3 separate regions of the Homo sapiens genome follow, and regions 2 and 3 are each linked to region 1. The links are chromatin loops, found by intact Hi-C in ENCODE. Cell type or tissue: endothelial cell of umbilical vein. All regions are shown on one strand.

Region 1 (5,000 bases):
TATGCTCTATAGGCAGGTTCTCTTGAGAACAACTGAGAAACTTTGCCTTTAGATATCAAGGGACAAGATACCATTTTAAAATACTTTTGATTAAAAATAATAAACAATATTAAAAGGCACTGAATTTAAGGTCAGAAAACCTAGGTAGACTAAATTCACTGGATTTAAAGTCATAAGATCTTTGTGTGATAGAAATCTCTGAGCTTCAGCTTATCCATGTAGAAAATGGTAAGGATCCTCTCCCCCTCTAATTTGCAGGATATTAAACAAAAGGTGTCTGATTTGTGACTTGACTTGTCAAGCTGTGGGCTTCTATAAGACCTCCAGAGAGCTCACGGTTCAGGGAAAGGGGCAGCCTTAGAAACTACCTAGAGAAGGCACAGCCTTAGAAACTACCTAGAGAAGAAAATGGAGCATCAAGATTGTGCTTTACCCTTAGCATCTCTGCTTTCATCTTTTTTACATAATGAGCTTTAGTGTTTACCTCTCTGCTCACCAAGTTTTATTCTACTCAATGCTCAATTCGAAGGCTGCCTGTATCATGAAGATTCCCTCCATCGAAACCGAGCTTCTCCTTGTATAGAAAGACCATGTTTATTAAACTCATTTGCTATTGTATGTTACCTTGTGTTATTTTTTGCATCTTTGTTTATATAGATTTTGTTTCCCTAAGTAGCCCAAATATTTGAGAGTGGTCCTACCATTGACCTTTGAAACCCCAGCAATCAATACAGTCCCTATACATAATGTAGTGCCAATAATAATGTGCTAAGTATGTAATTTTTTTTCTACTGCTTTTAGTTTTTTGCACAACCTACCCTACGGAAAAAATTAAACACGCCCTCTTTCCCACTTCAACTAAACTTTTTGTTTTCTTTTTTCCATGTTTCCTAACGATCTTGATGAGCAATCAACAAATATACATTGAACACTCTCTCCCTGCCAGGTGTCAGGTTAAGCACTGAGGATCAAGGTCAACCAGACAGGTATAATACCAGTCTTCACTGAACTTACACTCTGGTGAAGGAAGTAGGTAAAAATTAAAAAGCGAATAAAATAATTGCAAGAATTATTAAGTGTCTTGAAAGACATAAAGGAACTACTTTCAAACAATTCATTTGTAATACAATTGGTAAAATTATGACAGGTCAGGGCAGCCCTCTGTGTAGACTATAAGATAAGCTAAATTGGAGAAAGGCAGAGGGAGTCATTACATTTGCATAAGCATACAGTTTGTATAATTTTAATCCTGTGTAGTTTCAACTTTACTATATTTTTTAATGAGCCTTGTTAACTTTAGATTTTAAGTCAAGCTATAAAATATATATAACTGAACCTTACATACCTGAGTCCCTCTACTGCTGATTTTGGGAAGAAAAAATAAACTTCCACATCTTCAGATTTCTCAGGAATCGGGCACCCCGCACCATAGCCCTTACTTGTGAGGAGTAGACTTCAAGAAGTAAGTGGGTGCATGTGAACGCGCAGGCAGACTAAAGGCTACAAAAGGGGATGAAATATGGTTTCTCAGGGTGCCAAATTTTTCATAAGGTGCAAATGACTTCAAAGGATAAAAGGGGCTAGTATTTGAAAGGGTCGGGCTGCAGAAGGGGTACAACTGATGAAGTCCCCAATTTCACTGTCTGGGGTTCACTCTTGATTCATTTATCCATTAGCATTTTGGGCTGGGAAGTCTTTGGTGTATACCAAAGGCTTTCAACTCCTGAGGCCAGGGCCCCGTCCTGCTGCCTGCAGGCCTGGCACTATGTCAGCCTATGGCAGGGGCTCAGCAAACACTTGCTGGGCCGGTGCCTCCAGCTCCACCCGAGCTGAGTCTGCTTCCCAGCCGCGCTGCCCGCTCTGCTCCCCGCACCAACTAGCCCGGGCTTGCTGCCCGCTAGGCGGACTCAGAGACCATCCTCCCCTCTCATCCACCCGCAGACAGACAACCCACCTGGAGACCCCAGCCTCTCGCGTCACCACCGCCGGATGGCCGCGGATAGCTGCCGGGAGTTTCCGTCTTGGTCTCCTTGGTTACCGCGTTACCTCGGTACCCATAGCAACCAGAAAGCTGGGTTCTGCCACTGTCCGCCGGCAGAGGGCGAAAAGGAGCCTGCGAAATGAGAGAGAATGGTGATCACAGGAAGGAAAAGGGCGGAAAAACTCAACAGGCTCTGGAAGCTTTCCGCCAGAGAGGATCTTGGAGATTATGTATGTGCTAAACCTGAGCATGTGTCATATTCCAAGCACAAGTGAGAGACTTATATGTCATATTTGATTCTTCCTCATAGCAAGCCAGCTTAAATCTAAAAAAATTAAGGCACAAAAAATTTGACTATCTTAATCCAAAATTACAAAGCTAGCAAATGGCAGACCTACAAATTAATTCAAGGAGTTTAGTCTCAGAACTCCCACATTTATGCTATGTTTAAATGATTTATCAATGGCTACCATAGGCAAAGTCAATAGAGATTCCAGGTCTCTTCAAAAGTCCAGAACTCTCTTTTCTTTGTACCGAATACATGACCCGTGGAGTCTAATGGGTATAAAACAAAAAGCAAAAGCAAATATATGCACACACACACACACACACACACACACACACACACACACAGTTAACCCACAATTCTCAACTCAACTCTTCCGAACAAAGCTGCACCTGTAGTGAATTTATCTTTGGCTTCCTAAATATGCTGTTTTTTATCTCCCTTTTTAAATACTGCAAGTAGGATGTGTGGTTGGTACTGCACTGTATAGGCTTCTATGCTTAACCACATTGCATCTGTCTCGGTACCAGACTAACAATCCTAACTATTACAGTTAATGTACTAATCTTTACACCATTACTTTTGACATTACTATGCCTGCCAATACCCATTTAAAAAAAAATAATGATTTCACTTGGCATATTCAATTATATAAGATTACAACCACTATGGATAAGAGAAGACAATGGTAGTCTTCTGGTTATAAGTCTGGATTTTGGAGTCAGGCAGATTCAAGATTGAGTGCCAGTACTGCCACAACTTACCTGCTGTGTGACCATGAGCAAGTAACAATGCTCAGTCTAACTGCTTAAATGAGATAACAGTACAGTTAGTCCATACGTAATGTAGTATGGAAGAGTAAATGAAACAATAAATATTAAGTATTTAGCTCTAAGCCAGGCCCATATTGAGTGCTTAATAAACAGTAAGAAACAGTGGTGCTGGTGTGGCTATGATGGTTGCTATTAACGTGTTCATGGTATAACTTTACCACGTCCTTCCTTTAACTTTAATACAAGAACTAGTTTCAGGTGGATGTGCGATACTACTGGTTTTCTTGCACAGACTATTTCCCATACAGGCGCGCTCTTCAAATTACCAAAGATATTTTCAGCTTTCGTCCATTTACTGATCTATTCATTTATTTATTTATTCCACAAATATTTATTGAAAGTCCATTTCCTAGATCCCAAAAATACTGGAGTGAAGAAATCGTCAAAGCCCCTCCTATTTTCAAATATATTTTAACAGGAGCAGAAAGGCAATAAACAAGTATAAATGCATGTCAGCTGCTATGAAGAAAACTAAAGCCAAATAAAGAAATAGAAACTAATTGAGTTCTGTTTTAGGGTAGATGGCCAGGGAAGTATCTGAATGCAAGGAAAGAGAAAGACATGGGCCACTAGAGGAAGAAACAGTCCAGAGAGAACAGTAAACACATGTCAATTATGTCCCAGTAAAGATTATTTTGCAAATAACTTCTCCTCACTTCTACAAAGGACTTTTACTCCAAAAAATGATTCTTACAATGCATTTACTTACACAATAGTAAAATTAAACTCATAAAAATAATGTATAAAGTATTCTTGCACTTTTTGAAAGCATTAAAAGAACATTATCTTATATTTAGAAAAATAGCTTATGCACAGTTATGAAAAGGCAAAGCAGAGACAAAAACTAAGCCTATGCTAAGTCACATAGTAAAATAAAAAGTATGAAGTGCTTGTCTTTCAGAATGATGATTAGTGACAAAATGAAATGAAACATGTCAAAACAATTACAGCTCTAGAGAGATGATATTCTCTCCACTGAAGTAAAATGCGTTTAACTGGCACACCAGCAATGCCGCACACAGTTTACCACAACTATATCAAGAGCACAGTATTCCTGAGGGTTTTTCCAAACTCATGCTTCTTTGTGCCACAGTGGAGACAAGGTTTGAATACAAGTTTTCTGAACTGGAGATATTCAATTTAAAGAGATAAAAATTACCGGCAATGCAGAAATTAAGAGCACAGATTTACATGACTCATTTTACTAAGCTTGAAATAAGGGTCAGGGACTGTAAACAAGCATTATCCAAAACTTAGAAATAAGGTAAAGCCAAAAACAGCATGTCTTTTCAATGCCATACTAGAATACTGTTTAAGATAATCTGAGCATTACATGATTTTCTAAAAAAAAGTGTTGCTTTTCTTATCATTAACTATTGATAAAGTCTCTGTGTAATGTTGTATGTTTATTTGAAGATTTTTTCACCTGCATTTTTCATATCATTTGTATCTGGATATGTAAATAATGTCTTTCCTTTAAATAAAATAATTTCAAAGCTAATGGTTTTATTGCACTATACAACTTTAACCAGTTTTGTATCTAACCTAGAAATCTCATACTAATATTTTATCTCAATTCCTATATACAGTCAGCTACCAAATTTTCTTTGAACCAGCTTTACCATTCTAATAATTCCGTCCTTAATGAATTAAACTGTATCACATGTATATTCTCTACTTAAAGAATATCTTGTTTTTAAGTATTGCAATTATATTTTGATAATACCAAACCTTTGGAAGAAAATGGGACAAATATCATATCTGCAGCTTTCCAGAAGTATTCTCTCAATTTCCATTTGCTCTTTGGCCCTTCAGATTCTTTTATAGGCAAAAGTTTGTGGGCATTTCAAGGTAGCAAAACCAAATTCCTACCATCTCCTTTTTTACAAGCCCTGAAATG
Region 2 (5,000 bases), 500 kb after region 1:
AGAGCCTTTGCCAGGCACCCACCCTGCTGGCACCTTGATCTTCCAGTATCCTGAAATGTGAGAAAATAAATTCGATTGTTTAAGCACCCAGTTTAAGGTATTTTGTTATGGCAGCCCTTGTATACTAATACAGTTAGTGTCTGCAATATGCTAAATGTTGTGGATATAGTAGGTATCTTTGCTTTGTTCCTGCCTTTCAAGAATAAATATTATAATGTTAAATATTAAACATTAAAGTTTCCAAAGCTTTTGGGATGATGTAAATATATTTTAATATGCTAAGAAAATTTACTGATTATTTTTAACATGAATGGGTGTTACATTTTGTCTAATGCATCCACTGCATTAATGAAGATAATCAAATAATTTTTCTCTTTAGCTTGGTAATTTAATGACTTATAATAATGGATTTCCTAATACTAGGCTATCTTTGAATAACTTAATAACTTAAATGGATATGATTTGATCATGTCTATAATTTTAAAACTGGGCTGTTGAGTATTTTGGATAGTATTTTAAGATTTAGATTTGGTTTTAAGGAGAAAATTCTGGCAATTTTTGACAGATATGGTAGAAAGAAGAGAGAATGAAAAATAATGTTAACAATCTAGGTGAGGAATTGCTGAGGAGACAAATTAAGGTAAGAGTTATTTGTAATTTCTCTGTTTTATGTCAGCCTTCTTTTCAGTAGTCTATAAATCCAGGGAGAACAGGGCCTCACTGCCTTTTTCACTAGCATGTCTACAGATCCCATTACAGTTGACAATACATTCACTCATTTAATGAATGGATTTAAACAATCTTAAGGAATAGGAATTAACTGAAGAAGATAAGCCTAGGTGATACTTACCAGGTAGAGTCAACAGGATGTAGGGACTAAATAAATATGAGAGATTAGAGAGACAAAATTACCTACTATTGTTGCCACTAACTTGAACAGGGAATTTAGGAAAGAGAACTGATTTGGGGATAGGTAAGTAAGGTATTGATTCAAAAGATTTGGATATATCATCTTCAGGTTTTTATAAGACATCTGAGTGGAGACATCCAGTAGGCCTGGCTCTATTTTCTAAGAAAGAGCCCTACATGGAATCATGTATTAGGTTTTCACTTTTTGCCAGATACTGTGGTAAATGCATTATGAAAATTGCTTTAGTCTAACCTAACAAGATAGCAGGACTATTAACATTCTCAAATTACAGGACAGTAAACTAAGACAATGAAGTTAAGTAATTTATCAAGATCACCTATGATTAAATGGTGGAACTAGCATTCAAACCCAGGCAGTCTAATGCCAGAGCCCAGCTATAGCCATATGAACTCCTAGGATTTGAAGAGAGACCAGTGTATTCACTGTAGATGAAAGAATTAAATTATCCTTCAAGAGTGCATACAGCAATAGTAAAGTGTGAGAAGCAAAAGAGCTGAGAGCAAAAGAATTTAAGAAACAGGCAGAAGAGGACCTCAAGGAACAGACTGAGAAGGAGCAGGTAGAGAGATGAAAGGAAAACCAAGGAGAGAGCCTGTCGTGGCATGTGTCTCAGGAGTGATGGAGAGTTCGGGGAGGAAATTTGGTTTATTTTCTGACCCTGATTCTTTAAGTTCCAAAATTTCTTCATGCTAATCAATTCCCATTCTTTTAATTTTTACCCATCTTCCCCCACAAAAAGTTATCGGGTATGAAATATTGCAAGATATCAACAGCTACTTTAATAAAAAAATTCACAAAATTATCAAACAGCAAGAATGCCCTTAATTATTATTAGGAAAGATCAGCATGTTTGTAATCCCAGATAGTTGGTAGGCTGAGGAGGGAAGATTGCTTGAACTCAAGAGTTGGAGCCTGCAGTGAGTTGTGCTTTTGCCACTGCATTGCAGCCTGGGTGACAGAGTGAGACCCTGTCTCTAAAAAAAAGGAGAAAGATCAATGTTTTTTATGCTTTAGGGTATTTATAAGCTTAAAAAGATTCCCATTTTACAAGCTGATGTTGCTTACATATTGCCATATAAGGAAGGAATAAGTAACCAACATTGTGATCAAATGAACAAACAATATGTCAACATTTTTAAAATGTAATGTAACTAGTACAACACAGAAGTAAATACCTAGTTTTGCTTTTTGATCTGTATGTCATTTCCTTCCTTGTAAGATATAAGAAGCATCAGTGGGGTTATCCATTTGGTCTTGGTTGAAAACGTTCCAGTGCAACATTGCCATTCATCTTCATAGTCATTTAAATGCAATTTATTATCCAGTTTTGTGATTCTACTTTATATTTTATGGAGTTGGTAAGACTCCAGAATTACTTTCAGAATCATCCATCTTATATATAGGGGAAAGGTTTAATCCTTCCATCTCTAAGCAAGGAAAACTGTCATAGAAATCAGGCCCCAAAATGAATTCTTCAAGAGCAGGAAGGATGGAGAGGATGAATCAATCAAATTTTTTTTTCTCCTCAACTTGTTATTCTAAACGAGCTTATAAACAGTTTTCTGTAAGGAAAGGGTTTCTTGAATATGGTAACATCTGCCATCTAGTGGCTGACTTGAGCTACTATATGATTAAACTAGAAATTTTTATTTTTATGTAAATAATAACATGGAGGTGGGCAAATCATTGTACTTCATCTCTCTCTCTTCATGTTGCAAACAAAGTAGGAAAATATAGATTTTCTTTGATGAACTATTATTTTTAGTGCCAGATTTGATCTAATAATTCAATCCTTTTAGTGTAGGCATCTTCAAAGTAAAGGAGAAAAATAAAAACAGAAAGAAAAGAAGAAAAAGAGAAAGAAAAATAAAATAGTATGTTTACCTGCCACAACAGAATACATAAACAAAGTATAATTATAGTTATTAAATTATTTCAGTTCTAGGGTGATTCTATTTTGTCATTAAACAAAAGTTAATTTATTTGTACATCAGATATAGTTAGAATAAATAAAACCGGTATCTTTAAATGAAAATGTCACAGGTAAAAGTGAATGTATAATACCTCCTCCCTTATTTTTATGAGAGTTAAACTATTATGCACATATACTTTACCATCTAAGCTGATAGAATTAGCTTAATTAGATAGTCTCCATGCCAAAAACAATGATAAATTTTGAGTCTTCATCTCTCTCAAGTCTCACCAGCATTTGACACAGTTGACAGACCTTTTCCCCCATCTGGAAAGCACTTTCTTCACTTTCAGGACACCATACTCTTCCTGTAGGTCATAGTTTGTGGGGCCGGGCACAGGATGAGAATGTGGGGCTCCCTCGTGCAAAAAATCAGCAAAAAAAACTGTCCTTAAGGTACATATAACTTATGTGAATTACACAATAAATATTTTGTAGTTCATACTTGCATATGTACTTCATTCTTCCCGGAAGAGTGGAAACATTGCCCAAAACTAACTCAGCTATTTTATTTCACTTCTTCATACAGTAAATCCTGTGGAAGGAAAGAAGAAAGGAGGAAAGAGGATTGGATGGAAGAATCTCCACTTCTCAGTAATTTGTTTATTTACTTTATTAGTTTACATCCATGTGATTGGCATCTAAATTATTATTTTAAAGTTAGATGACTTTTGCTAATATCCTTGTATTTAAATTTTTAAAAATACATCTTTTTATTCTTCTAATGTGGTTGAAAAATTACTTTTATTGGAGGTGAATAGGATTCGGACTTAAATTGTAAGACTTTTTTCTTCTTGCTCTTTTCCTTCTACCTTTGATTTAACTTACAAAAAAGCACATAGACAAAATATATTTAATTCTCTATTTAGTCATAATAGTTTCACAGACAAAAGTCAAAATGAGATTTGAATTATACTTTGTTGACAGGTAACTGATTGCCCTATAAATATCTCAATGACATTTCATTGCCTTTTTTGATAAATATGACATCATACTTTTGTCTATGATGCATGAAAATTGAAAAAATCTAATTATTACAACTTTTGAAAGATAAGCATTTAGTAGATCTCTTTAAGTGCAATAAAACAATATTACATCTCAACAAAACTTACCCTGTACTAACAGATACCCAGGAAATAAATAGTGAGTAAATTTGAAATTGCGAGCCTTTTTCACTTATAATTCTGAATATACAGATTTAATGAAATAGCTCTCTTATTACAAATAAACTCAAAGAGCTGGAAAGCAAATACAAGAACTAAATGTAGAAGAGTTAGTTGGTAGATATAGTTAAATGGGTGTAGTTATAATAAAATTTGTTTTTACTTGTTTTTTTATGTTAGAGCGATTTCTTTCTGAACTACCACTTCACATTGAATTATAGACCTTCAGGAATAGTTGCCTCCTTTTGGATTAATTCAATAAACATTTACTAAATAGCTCACATCTATGGCAAGTCCTATGCTAAGACTTGGGGATATAATCATGAATATTTTTTGTCTTCTGAGGCCCACTGCCTATTGGGAAAACTAACAAATTATTATTTCAACAAACCTACAATACGGGGATACAATGAAGATAAGCACAAAACAATAAGGGAGCAATGTGGTCTAATTACCTTGAAGGACCAAAAGGACTGAGTGAAGTAAAATGTTAAAGTGTCAAAAGAGTTACAGAAAGGGGAAACAGAATGAGACAAGACACACATGTTTTGGAAATTGCATTCTGGCTTCTGCATTAATGTCATTACATTTGCTCTTACAAGATCACTAGAGGCAGTCACCTCATATTAATGCCTCCTGCAGCTTTTGATGCTTTCCTGTAACACCCTTCCTCTGGTATCTGAGGCATCCTACTTGGTTTGTTTCTATCTCTCAAGTCATTCACAGTCTTGTTTATGGCTCTCTTTTTAGTCTCCTCTTTATCCGTTAAAGGTTAGTATTCCTCACAATTTGGTCCTGACCTCTCTTCTTTCCTTACTCTTCACATTTTCTGCAAGCAATCTGATCCAGTCCCATGGTTTCAATTTTCAAAAATCTTTTGAAACCGCTAAAACATCTGTCCCTAATTTCTCTCTCTCTCTCTTCTGGGTTCCAA
Region 3 (5,000 bases), 360 kb after region 1:
TTACTTATTTTGCTCTTTAATTTTACTATTTGTGTATGGCTATCAGTGAATATGTATGATGAGAAAGGAAAAGCAACAGAGTGCAGAATGTCTCTCTTGAATGGAAATTGCTCTGGGGATGATTGTTCTTTAGCCAAAAACCTTGGTTAATTTCAAATTACCATATCCTTTGGTCTTTTCTTTAGAGTTCTGATTCTAAGCCTTTTGAGTAAAAATAAGTTAGCATGGATTTCTTTTTAACAGGAAGATTCACTGATGCATGCAGCACAAAAGAGCAAGACTTAAAGGTTCAAGATCAAATGGTTTTGGTAAAGAAGGATACAGGGGAATAGATATAAAGAAAACTACTTGAGAAACACACCTTTAGCAAAAGAGAAAAAAGATTTTATATTTTTTGTTAAATTCCTATAATCCATGATTCCATGACCTTTTCTCCCCCAGTCATTAATTTGTAGAGGCCTGTATTCATACTGGGATACATTACTTTTCTAAGTAAAATTGAATATTCAAAATCCAATGAATACCAGTCTGATTCCAGTTAAAATGGCAATTTTTACTGGAATAAATTTTGGATGATTAACCTTCCTTTTTTATGCTTTTATAACCCATAAATATTCAAAATCTAATGAATACCAGTCTGATTCCAGTCAATTGCCATTTTAACTGGAATCAAACTGGTATTCATTAGATTTTGAATATTCATGGATTATTAACCATAAAAATCCTACCTGTATACACTAACTTCTAAGTGAAACATTATTTGGACAAAATATCAAAAAGTAAATACCTAAACTGATGTTTTGCCCCTTTAAAATAATAAAGGTACTTGAACCAGACACTAAGATGAGCAAGAGCCCATTTATTTAATTAAGCAAATTCCAAAGGTTAAACACTGCTTTTGGGATCAGAATTAACGTACACAAATAAGGGAGAGATTTTTTTGTTGTTTCTTTTTTTTTTTTTTTTTTAAATCTTAAACCTGTAAGAATTTAGTCTTTAAAATTTGGAAGGTGTGTTTTAAGTAACTACGTTATTAACTCTTAGAGACCATGTACTTCTTTTCTATCTCCTGTTAGTCCTGAGCACTTTATGTCATATTCAGCATAAAGAAATTGAGTAACCAGTTACTGAATTAGAACCATTGGACATTGGACAATACTTCTGTAATGCACACATTGAGACAGTTTGCGCTTTGATAGACAGAGTCAGCTGACCTCACAGAATGATTGCTTACACATTAGTCCTTCTGAGAATGTCTTTATGCTAGTTTGCCTTTGCAAAAGTGTTGATTGAGCACAATTGGATTCACACTGTGTGCGCTGCAAATACATTACAGATTTGAGTGCCAGCATTTCTAAATTCATCTCAGAGATAGGATATATAGGCGAGGGTAAAGGAGTCTGCAACTGGTGGCACTTAAGGTCTTAATTTCACAGACAGAAAAACCCAGGGCTCAACCACCATTTAACCTCAAGGCCCTGGAGTTATACCTTTGTTGAAGCTTATCTGTAGAAACCATATTTCATTCTATAAAAACTGAATTTGCTCTTCTGTTTTTCTAATTATTTCTTCCAAAAAAAAAATAGACTGATTTTGTTTAAGCATGTGTGGAGTTGGTCATTAGTTGTTTTTTGCATTTGACCTAGAAACAAATTAATCTGATTGGTGTTAGAATTAAGAATCTAATGTAATTTTTACTTCATTATGATAAGACCTATACAATTCTAGTTAATTGTATATAGTTTTTTAGTAGTAAAATTAATTGTAGCACATATTTAACTATCTTCTGTTTACTTTTACCTTCATGTTGATTTATATAAATTGGCTTGCTTAGAACTGATAATTAACCTGCCTTTTTCTTTTTTTTTTTGCCGCCTTTTTTTTTTTCTGAGACAGGGTCTGACTCTGTCGCCCAGGCTGGAATGCAGTGACCTGATCATAGTTCACTGTAACCTTGAACTCCTGGGCTCAAGCACTCCTCACACCGCAGACTCCCCAGTAGCTAAGACTACAGGCAAGAACCACCATGCTCAGCTAATTTTAACTTTTTATAGAGATAAGGGTCTCACTGTGTTGCCCAGGTTGGTCCAAACTCCTGACCTCAAACAATTCTCTCACCTTGGTCTCCCAAAGAATTGGGATTACAGGTGTGAACCACCATGCCTTGCTGATATTATTCTTAATGATTAGCACTGTGCCTTGTGTAGAGTAAACTTAGTTCATACTATCTTTCTCACCAGATACTTAGTATCTTTAGAGCTAACTCTGAGTTTCATTGACGTTTGTATTCATTTTGAGAATCCTTTTACATAGTTCATACTTGGTAAGTAGTAACAATTTGGATAACTATTTGGTAATCTATAATGAAACATCATTTTGCAAACAAATACAACTAGAAAAATGACTTTTTCTTAGACATCTGTGTTAGTACCAAATTCAGCCCTCTGCCAACAACGGTTGCTTATATTACAGCTAAATATAAATATTGCTATCTTGTTGGATTTCTAAATGAGTAGAACAAATTTTGTTATTAACTGCAAACTTGCGCGCGCGCTTGTGTGCGTGTGTGTGTGCGTGCATGGGCGCATGCTTCAGACATGAATTTATTCATTAGATGCTATTTGGGGTTTATGTGGTCCTTTTCTCTCCTTGCCTCTAGAACTCTGCTGATTTAAAGATGTGCTTTTATGTAATACCTCCCCTCCCCTACACGATTTCCATTACTTTTTTCTTAACAAATAGAGAAAAATAAATAGATGAATGTAATATGAGGCCTTAACTAAAGTTTAACTGGCTGTAAATGTTCCATTTTCAGTGAAAAGGCTGCATTGAGAGACCTTAGTAAAGCTTACATTGTACCTGAATTATACAGGTATTTGTCATCTCTGAGCCATCATGAAGAACGAATGAGTTTTGAGACTTGGCATTGACAGTGCTCAGTGTTGGTCTTCTGTGTATAGCTTGGTGGTGGAAGCTTACAGGGTACCTTCAGTTTCAGCCACTGCTTTGAGGCCCCCTTCTGGTTCTGCCTGGGAAAGGAGACTTCTGAGCTCCTCACAGCTCTTAATGTGGGAAGGAAAACAGATGAAATGTTTTTCATTTAATAACCTTATTTTGTTAAACTGTATTGTTTTTCCCAGGTATATCTCACACCAGGATTCCCAGTAAGAGTAGCTCAAATGTCACACAGTGATTTCTATAGCACAGCCAGGCAATTCAATGAGTACCTATCAACTTGTAGTCCACTCCTAGCATCTTGGCTTTTCTTGAACAGACCCCAAAGAGCCCACTAAAACATTTCTGATATTTTACCCACATTGGATTGCTTCTGTCATTTTCTTGATAACCTAGATTTTGTTGCTTTGAGGTCTTTTAACCAGCTCTAACTTGAAGAGCTAGCTAATTTTATTGTTTTTATACCCGTTAGTAGTATGCTAGAGATACCATATTGTGGTGTATAATTTTTGCCTTTACTTGAATTAAATCAGTTATTGGAGCATTTAATTGTTGTGTACTTCACGAAGCAATTTAGAATCATTGAAGCAATTAGTGTTTTTGAGATATATTCAACCTTCCAGTTAAGAAACCTGTACCTAGTCTCCTAAATTGCTTACAGATGTTAAATCCCTTATTCAATGTCTGTGGCAGGTTAAATAGTATCTTATATCTTATGTCCTTTGACATACAATACCAGATGAAATTATATAATACCAGTAATGTCATAGAATAATTTTTGGCTTTGGTAAATTACGAAACTTTTAAAAAAATTATATTATGAGATTTTGTGCACAAGGTATATTAACTAAATCTAAGGCAACAAAGTTTGTTTTTGTATTTCAGAGTTTCTGATATGTTCTTTTAAAAATGCAAATAACTAGTTATCTAGATAAGAAGAAAAAGCCTTAAAATTTAAAAAATAAATAAGGAAAAAAATTTAAAATGCCAATAACTTTAAAGGTGTAAATAATAGCTATTTGTTAATATAATAGCAGATTTAATTAATAATTAGTAATATAAAATTGAACATTTTGAAAAGGAGAGAAAGAAATCTTATCCAGGATTATCTTAAAAGCAAATTTTTCCTCACATTGCATGGCCCAAAAGTGATTAACAATTTAAAAAATAATTGTAAAGTACAGATCAACTAGAAACGCTTTCAGCTACAAGTTTTATGCACAATGAGATAAAACAATAGGGATTTATTTTTCCAGAACAAGAAGTCTGAGGAGAGTAGTTGTTTGCTTTTTGTTTACAGGCTCGATGTTGTCAGAATTTTGTCCTTGTGATTTCTCTTGTGCTTGCTGTAAGACAGATGCCTCTGTTGATCCAGATATCACACTGTCATTCAAAGAAGGAAGAATGAGAAACAGTTGTTCCTGTTGAGTCTTTCTCTTTTAATCAGGAAATAAAAGCTTTCCCAAAGATCCCCGGCAGATGTCCACTGTGCACTAACTGGCTCATGTCATATGGCTGCCCTAGCTTTAATGGAAGTGGAGATATCAAAGACTTTTGGCTTCTGTGGTAGATGGAGCAGGGGAACAAAGGTTTGAGAATGACTTTTGGATAACTGTCAGTAGTTTCAGCCATAGTCTGATGACTAAAACCATGTTTATTTTAAATTTTATTTCTTCTCATTGTTATCAATTTTGTGCCGTTTTGTGTGTGTGTGTGTGTGTGTGTGTGTGTGTGTGTGTGTGTAGAAGTTTAGCAACTCTAACCTTCCCATACCAAGTGTTCACTTCAGTGATTTCCAAATTTTAAGTCCCTGAGCAAAGGCATTCCTCAGAAACTGATGGTATCTCCAGTTAAAAGGCCATCTAGCTAATATTGCATCTAATATTTTTCCTATACTTTGCATTACAAACACTTTTCGTAAAACTTGATGGTTCTATAATAAATCTGCTTTAAATCTAAAAATATTCAGTAATCTCTCCATATAGACTGCATTAAAAAATATGGGTATAATACAAATACAAGAAAAATTGAGTATTAGGATTTCT

Evidence for each region. Hi-C counts contacts between places; a loop is a spot of excess contacts. Peaks named below come from ENCODE experiments on the same cell type or tissue, not always from the same donor. Only the 100,000 strongest peaks of a DNase experiment are listed, where the experiment ranks them.
Region 2: a loop joins it to region 1, with 20 times the contacts of the local background. A loop is called at or near these places in 40 of 110 quality-filtered maps.
Region 3: a loop joins it to region 1, with 26 times the contacts of the local background. A loop is called at or near these places in 18 of 110 quality-filtered maps.

What each region holds. Positions count from the first base shown.
Region 1 is chr3:167,378,293-167,383,292 of GRCh38, forward strand. ZBBX (zinc finger B-box domain containing) reads right to left here and starts at 2,005. Exons shown (of 22, transcript NM_001199201.2): 1 at 1,955-2,005; 2 at 1,346-1,500. In endothelial cell of umbilical vein, a CTCF peak has its summit at 2,096 (motif pointing right); a DNase peak (open chromatin) is centred at 2,089; H3K4me3 peaks cover 422 bases.
Region 2 is chr3:167,879,756-167,884,755 of GRCh38, forward strand. No RefSeq gene overlaps it. Among named protein-coding and RNA genes, the nearest start is that of SERPINI1, 150 kb to the left of the region's middle. In endothelial cell of umbilical vein, a CTCF peak has its summit at 2,529 (motif pointing left); a DNase peak (open chromatin) is centred at 2,426.
Region 3 is chr3:167,738,162-167,743,161 of GRCh38, forward strand. All of the region lies in intron 1 of SERPINI1 (serpin family I member 1), which reads left to right. Among named protein-coding and RNA genes, the nearest start is that of SERPINI1, 4.9 kb to the left of the region's middle. In endothelial cell of umbilical vein, a CTCF peak has its summit at 3,037; a DNase peak (open chromatin) is centred at 3,010.